Linked DNA regions of Homo sapiens: region 2 is linked to region 1. Evidence: read pairs that join two places in POLR2A ChIA-PET (ENCODE). Cell type or tissue: PC-9. All regions are shown on one strand. Each heading gives the region's core, and the rest is flanking DNA. Links, peaks and the distances in the headings are about the cores only.

Region 1 (4,397 bases), core at 330-4,329:
CCTCCAGAGCAGCTGGGACTACAGGTGCATACCACTGTGCCCAGCTTGTAGACCCTTGATTTAGATGATGTATGAACATGAAAAATACAGAATACAAAACTTTTCTATACTGAATTAATAATACAATTTACAGTTAAAGCAAAACTAGGGGAGAGGAGGCCATAAGTTAAGAATTGACCTTTAAAAGAAAAATGACATACAACCCCATTATAGTTCCATTACTGTTACCATAATAGTGTTTGTGTAATAAATTAGGCACATAAGTGATGAGTGGGAGTCTGCTCAGTGGTTGAAACGAATCAATGGAGTCAGACACACCCAGACTCAAAATATGATTCTGCTACTTCCCAGTTGTGCGATCCTGGGCATGTACACAGGATGTTCACGACAGCACAGCATCTACTACTGTTTGCAGTAGCAATGCATGAGGAACAACTTTACTGTCTATTAAGAGGAAAATGAATAAATAAAATGTCGTGTAAGCACATATCTGCCAAAAAGGATACACTGAGATCTACAAAAATAACACTGAATAAAAAAGCAGAATTTAAAAAGCAACGAGGCTGGCACCATGGCTCATGACTGTAATCTCAGCAGTTAGGGAGGCCAAGGTGGGAGGACTGCTTGAGCCCAGGAGTTCCAGACCACATAATGAGACCCCGTTGCTACAAGAAATTAAAAAATAAAAATTAGCTGGGCATAGTGGTGTGCCTGGAGTCCCAGCTACTGAGGAGGCTGAGGTAGAAGGATCACCTGTGCACAGGAGGTTGATAATGCAATGAGTCATCATCACACCACTGCACTCCAGCCTGGGCTACAGGGCAAGACCTTGTCTCAAAATAAACAAATAAATAAGCAAGCAATGATACAATTACATAAAACTTAAAACATATACAAAACAATGCTATATTCTTCATGAGCACAAACATACAAGCCAAGTTATAGAACATGGATTGGAAGGATACACATTAAACATGAGTATAACTCATGAGGGGAGGGGAGAGGAGTAGTGTGCTCAGGGGAAGGAGAAATATAAAAACTCGGATAGAGGCCTGCGATCTTGAGTCATCACAAACGTAAAGACTATGGCTGATCATAATCTAATTTTGCCCACTTGAATGTAAAAGGAAAAACAAACTAAAATAGCCACTGAATGGTGAATAGGTCTTATAACACTGTCATTAAACTCCCAAAAATGTCACCTTTTTTTGTGAGATAATTCACCTTTGAAAACAAAATGTCAAGGAGTGGAATAAAAAGAACTGTGGATACCCCACAGTGTAATGGTGAGCACTCTGGACTCTAAAAAGAACTGTGGTTGTTGTTTTTTCCTTTCTTACTTTGTTGTGTGGTTAAGAATATCTTTGCAATTAAAAATTTTAAATTGTTTCTTCAAATTTCAAAAGTAAACGGTTTAATAGCATAGCCCAGAGCAATATTTTATAAACTACAGGTCACAATCCAGTTTAAAATCAATTCAGTAGCTCATGTCCATCATTAAACTGACGAAGTAGAACACAGTGTAATAATCAAGAGTGCATTATAGGCCAGGTGCAGTGGCTCACGCCTGTAATCCCAGCACTTTGGGAGGCCGAGGTGGGCAGATCACTTGAGGTAGGAGTTCAAGACCAGCCTGGCCAACATGATGAAACCCTGTCTCTACCAAAAATATAAAAAATTAGCTGGGTGTGGTGGCACGTGCCTATAATCCCAGCTACTCGGGAGGCTGAGGCAGGAGAATCACTTGAACCTGGCAGGCGGAGGTTGCAGTGAGCTGAGATCATGCTTCCAGCCTGGGGGACAGAAGGATAGTCCGTCTCAAAAAAAAAAAAAAAAGAGTGCATTACATATTATAAGAGTAAGTTTCATGAAACCATCATTTCTATTACTTAAATGCATTGAGTGTACTAGGCCTTGATGTAAAACCAGCTTCACATTCCTGAGAGTCTCAGGCAAGGGTTGGAAATGCCACTGATCTATGGAGATAAAAAGCTTTCATCAAAAGGTAATGTACTATGATACATAAAGATGGAATGAAAGGTTAAACTTTGGGTGGTATTAGACAGTGTCAAGTGTCATAGGTAATATGACAGAGTCTAGGAAAACTCTGCTAATAGATTAAGGCCTCACTACAATAAATCAGGAACCAGAGTTGAAGAAATGTAGTTTAAGGCCAAGCGCAGTGGGTTGCGCCTGTAATCCCAGCATTTTGGGAAGCTGAGGTGAATGGATTATTTGAGGTCAGGAGTTCAAAACCAGCCTGGCCAACGTGGTGAAACCTTATCTTTACAAAAATACAAAGATTAGCTGGGTGTGGTGGCAGGCGCCTGTAATCCCAGCTACTCAAGAAGCTGAGGCAGGAGAATTGCTTGAATCCAGGAGGCAGAGGTTGCAGTGAGCTGATATTTTGCCACTGCACTCCATCCTGGGCAATAGAGCGAGACTCCCTCTTAATTAAAAAAAAAAAAAAAAAAAAAGACATGTAGCTTAAATTACAAATATAAAAAATAAACATTTTCTTGAAATTTGAAGAAACTGAAATCACAAAATTATTTAGCTATAAGAGATGGATGATTACACTGAAGAAATGAAGAGATCTTAAACATAACAAAAGAGTAATTTTACTAACTCACAATCAAGTAATAAGTTTCTATTAATTCTTGGCCCAGAATTAATATTACACATATGTATATAAACTTATTAACAGCCACGTGACTATTACACTGAATGTCTCTGCTGGATTTTACTGGCGAATATATTAAAAGAAAAGTTGTTTTTGAATTTTTTTTTTTTTTTTGAGACAGAGTCTCTCTGAGTCTCCCAGGCTGGAGCGCAGTGGCGCGTGATCTCGGCTCACCGCAACCTCAGACTCCCTGCTTCAAGGGATTCTCCTGCCTCAGCCTCCCGAGTAGCTGGAATTACAGGCACGTGCCACCACACCCGGCTAATTTTTGTATTTTTAGTAGAGATGGGGTTTCACCGTGTTAGCCAGGATGGTCTTGATCTCCTGACCTCGGGATCCGCCCGCCTTGGCCTCCCAAAGTGCTGGGATTACAGGTGTGAGCCACCGCGAAAAGTTTAAATTTTCCTAGTCCACTTAACATCCAAATTATTCCAACTCCCATCCCTTAGAAAATTTTAAATCAAAAGCTAGAAATGATTAAGCTTAGTGAGGAAGGTATGCTGAAAGTCCAGGAGACAGGCCAAAAGCTAGGCCTCTTGCACCAGTTAGCCAAGTTGTGAAAGCAAAGGAAAAATTCTTGAAGGAAATTAAGACTGCTACTTCAGCGAACATGGGAATAAGAAAGCGAAAGAGCCTTACTGCTGATATGGAGAAAGTCTGAATGGTCTGGATACACCAAGCCAGCCACCACATTCCCCTAAGCCAAAGCCTAGTCCAAAGCAAGGCCCTCACTCACTTTCAATTCTATGAAGGCCGAGAGAGGTAAAGACGATGTAGAAATCTCAAGCTACCTGAGGCTGTCTCATAAGGTTTAAGAAAAGAAGCCTGCTCAGCCGGGTGTGGTGGCTCACGCCTATAATCCCAACACTTCCGGAGGCTGAAGTGGGCAGATCACTTGAAGTCAGGAGTTCAAGACCAGCCTGGCCAACACGGTGAAACCCTATCTCTACTAAAAATACAAAAACCAGCCAGGTGTGGTGGCAGGAGCCTGAAGTCCCAGCTACTTGGGAGGCTGAGGCACAAGAATCCTTTGAACTGGGAAGGCAGAAGCTGCAGTGAGCCAAGATTGCATCACTACACTCCAGCCTGGGTGACAGAGTGAGACTCTGTCTTAAAAAAAAAAAAAAGAAAGAAAGGAAGAAAAAGAAGCCTACTCTATCACATAAAAGTACAAGGTAAGCCAGGCATGGTGGCTCACGCCTGTAATCCCAGAACTTTGGGAGGCCGAGATGGGCAGATCACCTCAGGTCAGGAGTTCAAGACCAGCCTGACCAAAATGGTGAAACCCCATCTCTACTAAAAATACAAAATTAGCCGGGTGTGGTGGCGCATGCCTGTAATCCCAGCTACAGAGGAGGCTGAGGCAGGAGAATCACTTGAAGCCAGGAGATGGAGGTTGCAGTAAGCCGAGATCGCGTCATTGCACTCCAGCCTGGGCAACAAGAGCGAAACTCCATCTCAAAAAAAAGACAAAACAGTACAAGGTAAAACAGCAAGTGCTGATGGAGAAGCTGCAGAAGATCTAGCTAAGAGAATTGCTGAATGTGACTACAATAAACATCAGATTTCCAGTGCAGACGAAACAGCCTTCCATTGGAAAAGGATGCTAACCATCTAGGATTTTCATAGCTAGAGGGAGAAGTCAATACCTGGTCTCAACACTTCAAAGAACAGGCTGACTCTTATTAAGAGCTAATGGAGCTGGTGACTTTAA
Region 2 (4,397 bases), core at 333-4,332, 150 kb after region 1:
GTCTTTGGAAGGTAGAATTTACTTAGACAATCAAAACAATTAGATGGAAGCATTAAAAGAAACAAACATGAAAGTCCATGCCCGTCCTCTTTGTCATCTTTCCTCGTCTGTGGACTGATGGCTGGGCTATTCTCTTACCCCTGCCCTTTCCTACGGTGTGAGTTTTCCTGTTGTGAGAACCCTTCCTGTCGACAGCTGTGACAGGAAGTACCTTTTTGGGTACTTAGTGATTTTAGTCTTCCCTTCCAACTCTCACTGCCTGTTTCATTTCTCTGAAATTTCACAGAGCTGTTGTAAGCATGAAATAACACATGCTATGCTTCTAGCACAGTGTCTGGTAGAAGGGAGGACTTAATCCACAAAGGGTGCGCTCTTCGTACTATGAATATATTTTGTTAATATACTTACAATCTACAGTTTGCCACTGAGAGGCAGTAATAAGGCCAGGAGTGGTGACTCATGCCTGTAATTCCAGCACTTTGGGAGGCTGAGGCAGGAGGATCGCTTGTATCCAGGAGTTTGAGACTGGCCTGGACAACATAGACTTCGCCTCTACAAAAAATTTAAAAATTAGCCAGGCATGGTGGTGCATGCTTGTAGTCCCAGCTACTTGGGAGGCTGAAGTGGGAGAATCGCTTGAGCCTGGGAGATCAAGGCTGCCATGAGCCATGATCACGCCACTGCACTCAGCCTGGGTGGCAGACTGAGACCCTGTTTCAAAAAAAAAAAGGAAAGAAATGCAGTAATAGAGCTACAACCCAAGTTTTCTTTGTTCCCATTGTTTTCTTTTCTTTTTATTTTTTTTTGACTGGGTCTCACTCTGTCTCCCAGGCCCAAGTGCAGTGGTGCAACATCAGCTCACTGCAGCCTCCACCTCCTGGGTTCAAACGATTCTCCTGCCTCAGCCTCCCCAGTAGCTGGGATTACAAGCATGTGCCATCACGCCAGGCTAATTTTTTGTATTTTTAGTAGAGGCAGGGTTTCACCATGTTGATCAGGCTGGTCTTGAACTCCTGACCTCATGTGATCCAGCTTCCTTGGCCTCCCAAAGTGTTGGGATTACAGGCGTGAGCCACCACGCCCGGCCATTTTCTATTGTTAACTTTAGCTTTTTACAGAGATGTTAAAAACACAACACCTTCTAGTTGAAAAACTTTCTGTGAGCCAGGTTTCCATTTGTCACATCATGTGCCACCCTGCGTGGTGTGCAGATCCCTCGTACCAGCCTGGCCTTGTGACTTCCCAGCTCCCGGGGATCTGTAGGTTTGGGGATGTGCTTTAGTTTTTTCCATCAAAGTTTCCGTTCCTCCCAATTCTTCGAGCCTCATTAAGATGGGTAGGTTTTCACCTCAGAGGAACAAGTACAGGAGGAGGATATTTGTTTTGTTCTAATTGTTATTCTAAATCTTTTTTAAGATTAAAATGTAATTTCAAAATACTAACATTTCATTTTTTCCCCCCACAGTGCGTCCCTTCTTTAAAAAAAGTCCAGTTGCCTTCTCTTAGCAAGCTGCCTTTCAAATCTATAGATCAAAAGTTTATGGAAAAGTCGAAGAATCAATTAAATAAGTTTTTACAGGTAAGCAAGTGAAAAATGTGGGATATGAGAGAAAAAATTAGTTATTTAGGGTTAAACTGTCATCATTCTACGAGCTTGGTAGTTTGCTTTTTGTTCTCACAAGCCATGCTAGATGCTAAAAAAATATCTTGGGTGTTTTTTTTAATTAAAGGAAAATACACATATAAAAATACACGTAAGTGTATAACTGTCTCCGTTTCACAAACTGAACACACCCATGTAACCAGCACCCAGTCCAATGCACTGGTTATCACCAGCAGCCCCCAGCTTCCTCCCATCGCTGCAGCCCCTCTAAAGGCAACTGCTGTCCCGACTTCCAGCACCATAGATCAGTTACAGTTGTCTTTCAACTTTATATAAATGGAACCGTATAGTGTGAATTCCTTCGTTTCTGACTTCTTTCACTCATTATGTTCATAGGACTCATCCATCCTGTCATCTTAGTTGTAGATGATTCATTTTCGTTGCTGTGAGAGGTTTTCATCGTGTGAATACACTGCATTCCAAATTCATTCCGTTGTTGATGAGCCTTTGGCTCCTTTCCACTCTGAGGCTTTTACAAAGGGTGCTTATATAAACGTCTAGTACTTGTCTTTTGACAAATATCTGTCGGCTGATGCCCAGAGATTAGGATTTCTCCATTTTTCTTCATGGTCACAGCAGTTTTATACTCTCCCCAGCAGTGTGTAAGGGTTCTGATTGCTCCACATCCTCACCAACACTTATCTTTTGCGTTTTTATTCTTAGCCATTTTGGGTGTAGTAGTATCTCATTGTGTTTGGGGGGTTTGGTGTTTTTTTTTGTTTTCTTTTGTTTTGTTTTGTTTTGTTTTGTTTTGAGACGGAGTTTCGCTCTTGTTGCCCAGGCTGGAGTGCAATGGCGCGATCTTGGCTCACCGTAACCTCTGCCTCCCGGGTTCAAGTGATTCTCCTGCCTAAGCCTCCCAAGTAGCTGGGATTACAGGCGCCTGCCACCACGCCTGGCTAATTTTTGTATTTTTAGTAGAGACGGGGTTTCTCCGTGTTGGTCAGGTTGGTCTCAAACTCCCAACCTCAGATGATCTGCCCACCTCGACCTCCCAAAGTGCTGGGACTACAGGCGTGAGCCACTGTGCCCGGCCATTTGTTGTGTCTCCTTTTCTATTGTGCTGCTGCTCATCCTTTCCATAATGTTTTATGGGTTTGTCCATGTTCTGGATCTGAGTTCCTTGTCAGATCTTACGTGCTACAAATATTGTCCCCCTTTCTATGGATTGCCTTTTACTTAATGATTGCTTTTAATGAACAGATGTTCTCAATTTTAATTTAGCCCACTTTATCATTTTTTTTATCTTATGGTTAATGCCTTTTGCACCTATTAAGAAATCTTGGCCTACTCCAAGGCCCTGAAGATATTTTCTTAATTTCCTTTAAACACTTTATTATTTTCTATCAGTCTGTTTTTAAATAATAAGGCCAAAGGTGTACTGTCCTCAATAACAACCACTTTTTTTTCCTTTGCTGCACCATCTATATTCAGAGTATAATTGTTAATCACACTTTGGATCTTAAAGCCCTGAAGTTCTCAGAGGCATGGAACTTTGCCTCATAAAACATGTTTTGCCTCTGCAGTAGAAGCTAGACATTCTGAGACTGAAAAAAAATGTTCTGAATATTTGTATCCTTTAAAGAATTCTTTAAATTGACATTGCACTTGTACATATTTATGAGGTACAGTTTGGCATTTTGATACATGTATATCATTTCTTTATTTTTTTTTTTGAGACAGACTCTTGCTCTCTTGTCCAGGCTGGAGTGCAGTGGTGCAATCTCAGCTCACTGCAACCTCCGCCACCTGGGTTCAAGCAGTTCTCCTGCCTCAGCCCCCCAAGTAGCTGGGATTACAGACAGGCTCATGCCACCACACCTGGTTAATTTTTGTATCTTTAGTAGAGACGGGGTTTCATCATGTTGGACAGGCAGGTCTCGAACTCCTGACCTCAGGTGACCAATCTGCCTCGGCCTCCCAGAGTGCTGGGATTACAGGTGTGCGCCACTGTGCCCAGCCACATTTATCATTTCTTCGTGGTGAGAACATTAAAAAACCTTTCTTCTAGCTCCTTTTTGATATATAATACTTTACTGTTAGCCATAGTCACCCTACTGAGCAACAGAACACCAGAACTTTTTCCTCCTGTTAAATTGTAACTTTCTAGCCACTGACCAATCTCTCCCATCCTTTCCTCCCCAGTCTCTGGTAACCACCTCTCTGTACCTCTAATATATCAATTTTTTTTCAGATTATACAGATGAGTGGGATCATGCAGTATTTGTCTTTCTGTACCTAGTCTGTTTCACTCAACTTATGTCCTCCAGGTTCATTCATGTTGTTGCAATTGACAGGATTTCATTCTTCTTTATGGCTGAATAATATTCCATCATGTATATCGGGGGGTTCGATCTTTTGGCTTCCCTGGTCCACAATGGAAGAAGAAGGATTGTCTTGGGCCACACATAAAATACACTAACCCTAACGACAGCTGATGAGCTTAAAAAAAATCACAAAAAATTCTCATAATGTTTTAAGAAAGTTCACAAATTTGCATTGGGCTGCATGTAGCCCGCGGGCTGTGGGTTGGACAAGCTTGATGTATGTATACCACGTTTTCTCTATCCAGTCATCTGTTGGACGCCTAAGTTGATGCCATGTCTTGCCTCTTTATTATAAATAGTGCTGCTTTAAATGGGAATGCAGATATATCTTTGACATACTGATTTCATTTCCTTTGGATGTATATCCAGTACTGACATTGCTGGATCTTATGGTAGCTCTATTTTTA

Evidence for each region. ChIA-PET counts read pairs that join two places held together with the same protein. Peaks named below come from ENCODE experiments on the same cell type or tissue, not always from the same donor. Only the 100,000 strongest peaks of a DNase experiment are listed, where the experiment ranks them.
Region 2: POLR2A ChIA-PET joins it to region 1 with 7 read pairs; 3 of 35 experiments call an interaction of 5 or more read pairs at or near these places.

What each region holds. Positions count from the first base shown.
Region 1 is chr4:185,194,647-185,199,043 of GRCh38, forward strand. All of the region lies in intron 1 of CFAP97 (cilia and flagella associated protein 97), which reads right to left. Among named protein-coding and RNA genes, the nearest start is that of CFAP97, 7.2 kb to the right of the region's middle. In PC-9, for the core only: no CTCF peak of the experiment used is centred there; DNase peaks (open chromatin) are centred at 825 and 2,005; H3K27ac peaks cover 1,736 bases.
Region 2 is chr4:185,345,072-185,349,468 of GRCh38, forward strand. It overlaps SNX25 (sorting nexin 25), which reads left to right. Exons shown (of 19, transcript NM_001378034.2): 13 at 1,466-1,579. Among named protein-coding and RNA genes, the nearest start is that of LRP2BP, 49 kb to the right of the region's middle. In PC-9, for the core only: no CTCF peak of the experiment used is centred there; no DNase peak of the experiment used is centred there.